Regions from separate parts of the Homo sapiens genome. Here all the other regions are linked to region 2. The links are chromatin contacts, found by Hi-C or POLR2A ChIA-PET in ENCODE. All regions are on one chromosome and are shown on one strand. The core of a region is the stretch at or near the end of the contact, and the rest is flanking DNA. Distances in the headings are between cores, read along the strand shown. Region 1 holds the start of HIPK1-AS1 (HIPK1 antisense RNA 1). Region 2 holds the start of LINC01765 (long intergenic non-protein coding RNA 1765). Region 3 holds the start of TTF2 (transcription termination factor 2). Region 4 overlaps HIPK1 (homeodomain interacting protein kinase 1).

What was found. Hi-C counts contacts between places; a loop is a spot of excess contacts on that map. ChIA-PET counts read pairs that join two places held with the same protein, here RNA polymerase II (POLR2A). Pooled maps may share reads with other maps.
Region 1: a pooled map shows a loop between it and region 2 (8-fold over the local background). The contact joins the promoter of HIPK1-AS1 here to the promoter of LINC01765 in region 2. A Hi-C loop is called at or near these places in 6 of 50 pooled maps.
Region 3: a loop to region 2 is called in a pooled map, with 8 times the contacts of the local background. The contact joins the promoter of TTF2 here to the promoter of LINC01765 in region 2. A Hi-C loop is called at or near these places in 5 of 50 pooled maps.
Region 4: a map of naive thymus-derived CD4-positive, alpha-beta T cell shows a loop between it and region 2 (2.7-fold over the local background). The contact joins the enhancer-like site here to the promoter of LINC01765 in region 2. A Hi-C loop is called at or near these places in 1 of 168 maps with a recorded cell type or tissue (naive thymus-derived CD4-positive, alpha-beta T cell) and 5 of 50 pooled maps. POLR2A ChIA-PET finds 5 or more read pairs at or near these places in 1 of 52 experiments (Caco-2).

Annotation. Positions count from the first base shown.
Region 1 is chr1:113,928,274-113,931,014 of GRCh38, reverse strand. HIPK1-AS1 (HIPK1 antisense RNA 1) reads left to right here and starts at 1,490. Exons shown (of 3, transcript NR_110726.1): 1 at 1,490-1,653; 2 at 2,627-2,741. It overlaps HIPK1 (homeodomain interacting protein kinase 1), which reads right to left and starts at 1,691. Exons shown (of 16, transcript NM_198268.3): 1 at 1,483-1,691. RefSeq lists silencers at 961-1,270, 1,291-1,340 and an enhancer at 1,461-1,780.
Region 2 is chr1:115,098,197-115,100,896 of GRCh38, reverse strand. LINC01765 (long intergenic non-protein coding RNA 1765) reads right to left here and starts at 1,250. Exons shown (of 2, transcript XR_947722.3): 1 at 1,146-1,250. RefSeq lists an enhancer at 1,140-1,199.
Region 3 is chr1:117,059,038-117,061,747 of GRCh38, reverse strand. It overlaps TTF2 (transcription termination factor 2), which reads right to left and starts at 1,422. Exons shown (of 23, transcript NM_003594.4): 1 at 1,374-1,422; 2 at 1,191-1,293. The coding sequence starts at 1,401. CD101-AS1 (CD101 antisense RNA 1) reads left to right here and starts at 2,258. Exons shown (of 4, transcript NR_110786.1): 1 at 2,258-2,375. RefSeq lists an enhancer at 1,722-1,881 and a silencer at 2,302-2,351.
Region 4 is chr1:113,946,203-113,948,902 of GRCh38, reverse strand. The region is part of intron 2 of HIPK1 (homeodomain interacting protein kinase 1); the gene reads right to left. Among named protein-coding and RNA genes, the nearest start is that of HIPK1-AS1, 18 kb to the right of the region's middle. Within about 2 kb of position 1,408, at least 5 of the 41 ENCODE cell types and tissues checked have a DNase peak (open chromatin) inside an H3K27ac peak, as active enhancers do.

The sequences.
Region 1 (2,741 bases), core at 241-2,740, 1.2 Mb after region 2:
GATTGGGACAGAGAGTCTATAGCTGAAAGTATTATGTTGATGCAATTACTGAGAATTCCCAAAGTGTCACTAATAGACAAGAAAGAGCATCTAGGACTGCCTCTAAATGAGTCTACCTACAACAGAATCAGTGATTAAGTAAAGAAAAGACTTACTGGAGCTTGGGGGTTTTCCCCCCCTCTTCCCTACCCGCATCCTCCCATCCTGAACCCCCCTCCCCAAGTAGGAAAGAAAGCTCGCCCAGCATAAACACAGGCCATTGCTCACAGCTCGTCACCACAACAAACTGGAGGTTAGACCAACGCTCCTGGAGACGGAACTCCACGTCTTGGTTGCTAAGCACAAAAAGGGGACTCTTCCCCACAGACCTGTGAACAGTGTGGGCCTTACCAGAATTTTGGTTGTTTCTCCACCTTCCCCCTCCCTTTTGTTTTTTTAACGAAAGCTTTGAAAGTGGTGGCAGCAAAAGTTTCCCTTTGGGCCAGACCTCTAGATCTCCCTTGTACAGATATACATTAGGTGGGCTGGTCTCACGTAGTCTCCACCGTCATTACGAATTACAAGCCTAACGACTACAGAACATCAGCGGAGACGACAGAAAAGCTTCCACACCCACCCCACTGTCGTCCTCTCCAGGCACGGCTTCCTGGTCCCAAACAGCACAAATAACCCAAAACCATGGTGATAAGCGGAGCTGTGAAGTACACACGCACAAGCCACACACTGGGAACCTGCCACGACAGCCGGGGAAAAAACCGGCCGAGTGAGGAGACGCAAGGCGGTCCCCTGTCACTTAAGGACAACACGCCCAGGCGAGAAGTGGCAGGAGGCAGGGGGAGTTGCCCCGAAAACCAGCCCGGAGCCTCCCCACCTTCCTGGGAAGGCAATCCCCTCAGCGGCAGTGAGCGGCCGGGCCGCAAGACGCGGCGCCCGGTCCCAGGCAGGGGCCCTTTGAGGAAGGCGCCCCCGGCAGGCTGGGCGCTCCAGGAGAGCCGGCGGCCGGCCCGGCCCCGCCTCAGGGAGCTGAGGGGAAGTCGCTCCCCGCCGAGGACCCCTCCTGCCCGTCCCCACTCACCGCCGGTGTGTCTGGTTCTCAGCCGCGAGCTGGGGCTGCCGTGAGGAGGCGGCGGAGGAGACGAGATCTGGGGCCCCGCAGCCGGGTCATCATACCCCCCGCGCGAGCCGGCCCGGGCCCCGGCCCCCGCCCCCCGGAGCCGTCCCCGCGCCCGTCCCGCAGGGGGAGCCTCCTCAGCCTCCCTCCCGCTCCACCACCCAGCCCCTTCCCGCCGCCGCCGCCGCCGCCTCAGCCCCGCGCGCTCCCGCCTCGGCCTCCTGCTGCCGTCCGGGGCTACCGCCGGGCCCCTTGCTCCGCAGCCGCCGTTGTCGCCAGACCCGACGAACGGAATGCCGAGCGGCCGTCCCTCAACCCGGCCGGCCCCGCCTCGCCGGAACTATTCACCCGCCCCGCGCCATGACACCTACTGAGGCGGAAGTGCAGCTGAATGGACTCTCTAGGACGATCGCATAGTACTGATTGCAGTAGGAGTCGGTGGGCCTCGAGTAGGTGGGCCTCCGTAGGGAGCCAGCGTGGATCGAGTGCGGGGCCTGGACTTCCCGCCCCCTCCGCACTGCAGACTCTGCGGTGATTTAAAGGTGCCTGGCGGTGGTACGGGATCCAACTGTAAAATGTCATCCCAGCTAGTGTGACATCACCACAGTTTAGTGTGACACCCCCAGAGCTTGGGCAGTGTACGGGACGACAGTGCCTAGCAGAGGAGCTTCACTGCCGGTGAGGGATTACCTCAGGTTAGGCTTTAATGTTTCGTTGCCGTCTAGAGACGTTCTAGCAATGTGACATCTGTGTACCATATCTGGAAGTCTCCCTGTACGTCAAGAGCCCCTTAGGGGAGTCTCCCATTGCCGCCGTGGGAACCTGTGTTTACATTACGAGGAGAGAGAATAGCTGTACTCTGAACTCAAACGCTCAAAACATGCAGTGAGCGAATGCTAGCATAATTTTCTTGCCTCTACCAGAAGGAAGGCTGGGTATTTAGGAAACAGAACGCGTTGGGCACAACATTCTGAGAAAATGGACACAGAAAATTAGGTTATCCTAATAGAAAAGCAGTTGCATCTCCCAAAGTCAAGAGATTCTGTAGGACTTCCGATGTATCTCCTGCTGTGTAAAATATTCAGGTTCCTGAAGTGGGGGACATTTTTAGGGCAACTGTAATTTCTTCATTTTTTCCATCCCACAAGTGCTGGAGGCAGCAGTGATCTGAGCTCTAGAAAGTGACTGTCCGTCACCATCGGTATTTGCATATACTCTGTGAGGAGAAGGGCAGTTGTGGCTAAGACAAAATTCTACTATCAAGTTTTGTTTCTCAAATCTCACTCATTAACATCTTTGATTTCCTTGGATCCCCATAACACACACAGAAAACTATGATTTGTGTAAAATGCGCTGAAGTACCTTTTAAGGGAAGTCATTTGGCTTTCTCTCTGGCTTAACAACACGGGGAGCAGTTCCATTTTATCTGGAACAGGGAAGTTTATTTCCCTAGAGAACTAGGGTTACCAAAAATGTTCGATCCCACAAGGCAGTTTTGTTTGCATATTTTCACAGAAACTTCCTTCTACTACTTAAAGTCCTCACATTGGGCTGACCTGGGAAACATGAAGATAAAAAGAGTGGGTAAACATGCCTGCTTGATGAGCCAGAAAAAAAGGCAGAAACCTGT
Region 2 (2,700 bases), core at 1-2,500:
CAGAACACACCACTGAAGGACAATCTGGGCTGGACTTTTTTGTTTTTGTGAAAAGATCATATACAATTTTTTAATGCTTACAAGGCTATTCAAACTTCTAATTTTCATTGAGTGCATTCTGATGTTACTTTTCAAAGGAATCAGTCCATTTTACCTACCTTTCAAATTTATTTGCAGTTGTTTATATTATCCTATTATTATCTAAATCTCTGCAGATCTGGAGTTATTAATCTTTTTTTTTTCCTGACATTGGTTATTTGTGCAATCTCTCTTTTTCTTGATTATTTTCAACAGAAGTTACTGATATATTTAGGTATAAATTTACCATCTCATTGTATGTTTTCAATTTAGTCTACCTGTTTTACATTTCTTTTGTTCTCTGTGATGGTTAATTTTACATGTCAACTTGACTAGGCCAGGGGGGCCCCAAATATTTGGTCAAACATTATTCTGGGTATGCCTGTGAGGGTGTAAATTGGTAGACCAAGTAAAATAGATTACCATTCTTAAAGGGCAGCTCTCATCTGCTCAGCTGAAGGCCTGAATAGGACAAAAGGGTTGACCCTTTTGCAAGTAAAAAGGAACTCCTTCCTGAGTGCTTGACCTGGGACATAGATCTTTTCCTGTTTTTGGACTTGAACTGAAACATCAGCTCTCCTTGGGTCTGGAGTCTGACAGCATTCAGACTAGAACCCCACTATTAGCTCTCCTGGGTCTCCAGCTTGCTGACTGCAGACCTCAGGACTGTCAGCCTCCATAATCACATGAGCCAACTCCTTATAATAAATCTCTTATATGAATATATAATGTCTGACTAATATAGACAATCTTGCACCTTGCTTTAGAATGTAAAGGTACTTAAGTACCTACAATTTTGCTCTCAGCCTTTGGGGCCTCTGTTAAACCTTAAAGTCAACAAGAGAAGTCACATTAAAATTCTGCCAGACTATTACTCAGTAATTTTTTAAACTCTTTCCTAATTTGGATGATTCAAATGGGGATCATCTGTGAGGCACAATAAATATTCAGACTTAGACCTCAGACCTGGATGAGTTATGTTCCTCTCCTTCCCCCAACTGGCTGCACGAGTGAAAACAAAAATGGGCTAGTTGTTCCCATAGGGTCCTATGAAAACAAACAGTTACCTTTTGAGTTTGCTCTCTTCTCTTGTTTCAAAGTCCCCTCTCTTTCTTCACTCATGTCCCCACAAGCAGGTATAAACTTTCTCTCACTAGCAAATAACAGAAACTGAAAAATGATCAAAGGAAGCTACTGCTGCCTGCATGCTGCTGGGAAAACATCGTAAAAGGAGCACCCAGCAACCTGTGACCATGGAGATGGTTTGTAATCAGCAAGCCAGGGCCCTCGCTTTCCTTCCTTCTCTGGGCATCCAATAGACGGTTGGTTTAGAAACTCTGAGCCCACAGACTATTTTCCAACAACAGCTGCATAGCAACAGGGTTCCTATGCTGTAAACCCAGCAGTCAAAAACTGCTCGTGTTTGCTTATCAAAACCAAAGTTACGATAGCAGGCACACCGGGCTTCCTTTTCTAGCAGTAGGGCAGATTTGATATCCTGAACTACCTTCTCGACTGAAACTAAGACCCTGGATAAAATATGTAAGAATGTAAAAATAAAACCACATCGTTGAGCTAGCACAAAAGGAAGAGAATCTACAAAGGCCAAAATGAAGTGAAAGCAAGAACTCGAAGTAAGCAGGCACCAAAGCCACCTTTTGCCCTGGGTTTCGGTTTCGACAGCTGCAACCGCTTGGGGTTTGTGAAGTAAAGCCTAAAATGCCATTAATATAGACAGTGTATTAGGAGACCTCACCCAAACCTGGTACCTCCTCCCAAAGGATACACCCTCAAGGGAAGAGTAGACAAGAAATAAACCCATCATGCAAAAGACGACAAAGAAATGTATACGTTTTGGACTTGGTGTTGGAGTGGGGAAAATCTCCCCTGAGACCTTGTCACCACAAGCCAGCCTTCAAATGGATTTGTTGTCTGAATTAACACTATGGTACTGCCTTGAGATGATTTGCAGAAGGCAAAGAAAATCCTCTCTGGAGGAATAAAATCTCAACTAAGGACTCAAAGAATTCCCACAAATTTCCAAGGAAAGTAAGCAGTTTACAGCTTTAAAAAAATCACATAATACACAAGGAACAAGACACTAAAATCAATACGTAGAAAAGTCCACAGGCAGCAAAGTCTGATCACAGAGAGTTCAGATACTAGGGTTATGAGACATATAATACAAAATGGTACTACAACTCCACCCTTGCTTATTTTCCTTGTTTCCAAATGCAAGCCCCCATCAGTGTCTGGTTCTCAGTCCCATTCTATTTCTGCAGAAACACTGCTCTCGCTTTTCTTCTCCTTCAACCTCTCTCTCCCCAGGCACCTTCCCCCAGGACTATGAACACATTTAAATCTTCCCCATTAAGAAAGGAAGGAAGAAAAGGAAAAAGAAAAGAAGCTTGCTTCCACTCATCTTGCTGCACCACTCACAACTAAGCCTCTTGAAAGAGCAATTGTTCAGAATGGTATTGCCTAGGTTGTCTTCCAGGGTTTCTATACTTTGGGGTTTTACATTTAAGTATTTAATCCATCTTGAGTTGATTTTTGTGTATGTTGTAAGGAAGGGGTCCAGTTTTAATCTTCTGCATATGGCTAGCCAGTTCTCCCAGCACC
Region 3 (2,710 bases), core at 173-2,672, 2.0 Mb before region 2:
TATAGCAAAGCATTTGTGTAGATGGGATCCTAAATAAGAGTGTTTCTCTTAATGTAAAACCAAATCTTATGCCACCATTAATGTTGAATTCCTGCAAAGGTAAAAATGCTTCTATCTCACAAAACTTGACCTGGGTACTATATCTGAGAGGCTCAGTGTAAATCATCTAACTCATGAAACAGAAACATGGGAAGTTAGTATACATGTTGAAAGGGCACTTTTCTAATACTGATATCCATTATGTACTCTACATCTGACACGGAGAAAAATAACTTTTCTCTACCAAGTTTTGCTGAATAGAGAGCAGGAGATGTTTAATGATGTGATGATAGTTTTAAAATTCACATAGAAAATGTAGACACTTGGTACTGTGAAAACATTAACACTTGACAAACTATTAACTTTCCTCACTTTAGAGAAGATGCTTAACATTTCTGACTCTCTCCTCCCACCTCAGCCTCACGAGTAGCTGGGACTACAGGCGTGTGATACCATGCCTAGACAATTTTTTTTAATTTTTCGTAGAGACGGGATTTCACCATGTTGCCCAGGCTGGTTTCGAACCCCTGGGCTCAAGCGATTCGCTCGCCTTCGCCTCCCAAAGTGCTGGGATTACAGGCGTCACACACCGCGCCAGGCCCTCCGTTGTTTCTTCCAGCGCTAATTTCTTTGAATTATCAATTTCACCATTTAGATGCAGAGAATCCTACTTAAAAATAAGAAGGCTAACAACTAATCACTAGAGTGTTTTAAGCTCAAACATTTAAAAAAAACCGTCGGGCCTAAAACTAGTGCAAAACAGGGACAAATTATTTTCCACTATGTCTGCTGTGTGTCCTTACTCCTTTAAAGGGGGAGGGACTGTCTGGGCAGGAGAAGGGAGTGGTTAAGGCCTGTCAAGTGAATAGAAACCCAGAGCTGGAAAACACCGGATCCTCAATTTTACAGGTAGGGGAACCATCGGCCCAGAGAGGGGGGTAACCAGCCTCGGGTCACACAGCCAGAATTAGCTGGGCGTCTTCCGAACACGCCACGCTGCCCTGGGATCACCAATTGCTTAAAGGGTCCTGACACCGCAAACTAGGGCCCCACCACTCCTCGGCCCTGTGACGCCCGACAGCGGGGAGCGGGAAGCTCCTCTCGGGAGGCCCCGGGCAGCCACAGGGAGTGGGGCCCAGCTCCAGACCTACTCGGTGGCCCGCACGAAGCTGCACGTGTCTGCCCGGCACACGTAGAAGCTCTTTCCTTTATTCGGGCCATCGCGGACGCCGGTCTTAAGAAAGCAGAAAGTCCCTGAAGAGAGAAGAAAGTGAACAACGATTACGCCACGCTAAATCAACAGGCCCCGGGACGCTGAGACCCTAGCCCCTTACCGTGCTCTGGACACCTAACTTCTTCCATTTCGCTGGGTCCCCCAAGTTCCACAAAGCCCCGCCCCCAATTCTGCTTCCGCCTTTTACTCCGCCCTCTTTGTTCAGGAACCAACCATCACTCAGCTCTTGCAGTCTTAATCCCTCCCATAATTCTCCGCCCTTGGCCTTCACCCGTCCTAGCCGCTATCAGCCAATCATATAGGAACTTCGCTCACCTCCAACCAATCACAGCTGCCCTCAGGTATGGCGCGCGCCGAAATCAAATACGGAGCCAGGGGGCGTAAAGGACCCGGCTTTTGCAGGCTGGGGCGTGGCTGAGGCTGGGGAGAAGCTTAGAAGGTGGCGGGGCTTCTGGAGGAAAAGAAGCTTCGATTTGCAGGTCTTGGAAGACGGAAGGGCAACTCTTGTTTACGTTTAAAACCGAGAGGCGGCCCTAGGGGTAGCGCCAGTTAGCAGGCGCTGAAAGGCCCTGGCTTCGTGGGTGTCTCTGAGCCAGGCTGGCGCTCGTGCGCGCTGGGCTCCGCGCTCAGTCGCTGGGGTGGGAGGCCAGGGGAAGCCGCCGCTGCAGGCCGAGCCGCGAGATTTGCAGTGCAGGAGCCGAAGCGGCGGGCATGGTGGGAGGTCCTTGGAAGCTGCTGCGGGGAACTGAAACGGCTCTGATAGGCAGGCACAAAGACTTCTCTAGGACCCCCTACAATGCTTTACGTTTGCCTCGTGCTTTAGATTTCACAAAGTGCTTACACATAACACGACCCTCCTCACTCGACCTGGTGAGATGGGTAGCATTTTGTGGAAGATTCCGAGACTCAAGTTTGAGAGACTCACCCAAGGTCAGAGTTGGCGAGTGGGCGGTCCGTGGACAGGTGCGCAGGTCTCAGCGCCATTTGGCCCGCGCTGCTGCTTCCTGTGTGTACTGGATGTTCTCTAGGCTCGCCCAGCGTGGAAGCCCCGAGTTACCAGCCGCAACGTGGAAACCACAGAAGGGGAAATAGATGACTTTTGGTGAAGGCGAATTTTACTTTATCATTTTGTATTGTCAAACTTTTTTTTACTATTATGCTTTTGTAATTTTAAAAATCGAAGACGAGGTTAAATAGAAGAAAGGGGACAGTTCCCTTCTATTTAACTTCATCCTCGATTTTTAAAATTTGAAGTTGTAATCAAAACTATTAGTAAACAGAGAGGAATAGATATTAGATTTATTGCAATAGAAATAGTTTCATATTGCAGCTATTGAGGACCATATGTCCCAGACATATGGTGTGGCACCTGCACTGTTCTTATGGGGGCCGTAGAACAGAAAATCTGTAATGTCTAGGAAATCTGGGCGATGTGAT
Region 4 (2,700 bases), core at 159-2,658, 1.2 Mb after region 2:
TTACGTCAATTCACTCCAGACTGGGCGTAAGAGCGAAACTCCGTCTCAGAAAAAAATAAAAAAGGTAGCAATAATATATGATAACTGTCTCGAGCTTAAAGTTTTCTGGGAAATTAAGGAAAATATCACTTCCACAGCCCCCAAGTCCCATTTAATTAAAAAAAAAAACTGAAGATTAGCTGAAAGTTTTTTCATTTGGTCTCACCCTGCTTTTGGAGTGACAAAAGCAGCTAAGGACTTCCAGCAAAAGCTCAGTCAAAACAGCAACTCTACCGTATCTACCTTATAAAAAGGCAAATAGCAAAAGGAAAAACAAAAAAAGGAAAGCAGTTTAAAAAAAAAAAAAATACGGCCAGAAACGGCGGTTCACACCTATAATCCCAGCACTTTGGGAAGCCAAGGCAGGAGGATCACTTGAGCAGGAGTTTGAGACCAGCCTAGGCAACACAGCAAGACCCAATCTCTACCAAAAAAATTTAAAAAATTAGCCAGGTATGGTGGTGCATGCCTGCAGTTCTAGCTACTCAGGAAGCTGAGGTGGAAGGATCACTTGAGCCCAGGAGGTCAAGGCTGCAGTGAGCCATGATTGCGCCACTGCACTCCAGCCTGAGACCCTGTCTCAAAAACAAACAAAAAAGCAGTAAGGCTGCTTAGTTCACTGAGGGTTTTGTATTATTTGGGCCTATAAATGTTAGACTTACCCAAACTCTACGAAGCAAAAAGACAAGTTATTTTCTACTTTACTGAACAGTAAGGCATCACTAGAGCAGGTTTATCTCTAAGGACTGAATACTTTAAACTGTGAATCCAGATTATAATTATTAGAATTATTTTCATTACATCTTTCCTCTTGGCCTCCTTATTTCTTAATCCCTCAATATAAACTCTACAGACACGTAAAACTCTGGTTCTACCTCATTTGTGTAATAAGGAAACAGAGTTAGATAATTACTCTTCTAGGTCCCTTTCCAGCTGTAACATTCCAACAACTGGGCAGTAAAAAAGGTTATCTACAGAAGCACAGGAAAGTGAAAGAAACTGTTAAAAACTGGCAGTGTTCACTTCAGTAGGAAAATGGCATTAATTGTGCTTTGAACATGGCAAGTCTCCTCTTTGAAGACACATCCCATCCTTAAAAAACAAATACTAAACAGGCTCTGGTTATTACAGCTAAGTGATAGAAACAACAATCCCTGCCTTTTGATTCCCCAACTTCAAACTTCTTTAAGTTGAAAAATTCTTCCAACCAACATTGTTGAGGTTAATTTCACTGGCACCCAGAGCAAGCTAAGGTTAGGATCACTTAACACAAATCACTCTGATTATTTTCATGAACATTTTCGTTTCTTTCTTCCTATCTCAGAGACATCAAACCTACTTACTTACCAATTAGAGAGGTTACATAAAACCTAACTTCCTGCATCAGTGGCTTAGGTGAAACTATATTTTGACTGCCAGAGGAAATTAGATTATTTGTTTGTCTAGGATAAATGGAAGATACGTTTTCCTTCTCTAGACCTTTTCCTTCCGTAAGTAACAAAGTGATTCAGCTTGAAATAAAGGCTGGCTAGTTTGTTCAGTAGGGAAAAACATTCAGCCTGTAAGCATGGCAAACCTTTGTCTCTAAAACTCAAGCCCGAAAGACAGGAGCTTTGCTTGGAGTCTGTGCACATTTACAGTGAGCCAGAGAGTAAAGTATATTATTTCCACTGCCTGAATCATTTAGCCATGCCCAGGGCCAATGGACACAGCAAGTTGGCAAATTTATGTGAGCTGATAATACTGGCATATTATCAGAAAGACAAAGCAAGGTAAACTAAAAAGGTGGGTAAGAGAAGGACTAGCTTTGGAGTCAAAATGCTTCACCAGCCAAACAGATTTCACAGAGGTTTTTTGAAAGACAGAAGGGTGAGGACTTAATGGACTCTAATATGGCAACAAAGCAACATCAAAGAAGCTTAAGAGGACCACTGCGGGTAAAACTAGTGATAAAGAAGGAATGCCTGAGCTGCTGTTCCATCTGCCTTAGGCTCATTATCAAGTATTACTGTGACACAACAGAACACTCATGTTAAATCCTAAACACTGTCAAGCCCTGGGCACTGAACTTCAGTATACAGAGTAATTACTCAGTAATACACAGAATGAACTCCTGTTTTTAAGAGGCAAACTTAGCTCCACTTAAAATTATAGTCAACAACTATATTGCAGTGAATTTAAAGAAAGCTTTGTCGAAGGGTAACTTTGAAGATTTGAAAACCTTAGTTTCTATAAAAAACAAAACCAAAATGAATCAATTGACAGCTTAAATTAAAAGGATAAAAAATACAAAGATCAGCAACCTAACACTGAAAATTATTCAAATGAATTACACATTACAGAAAGCTAAGCAGCCAAATAATTCATTTTATTTTGTATTAACATGCCCCAATTATAACAAAGCCAAATAATTTTTATCTCCTATTGCTCTCCCTTTTTCAATTTAAAAACTACTCTGTTATCACAAGAGAATGCACTTTGTCTTTGACAGGGCAAACAAATAGTTAAAGAACACCTGCAGGCACAGAGTCAAGACAGAAAGGAAGAGCTGATCAGCCCTCTTCCTTCAGCTGTGGTCTGCCTAGTCCCTCCTGAGGACTCAAAATGGGATGCTGCGCTGAATTCTTCAGTGCACCTGTAGAGTATGTTATATATATGTTA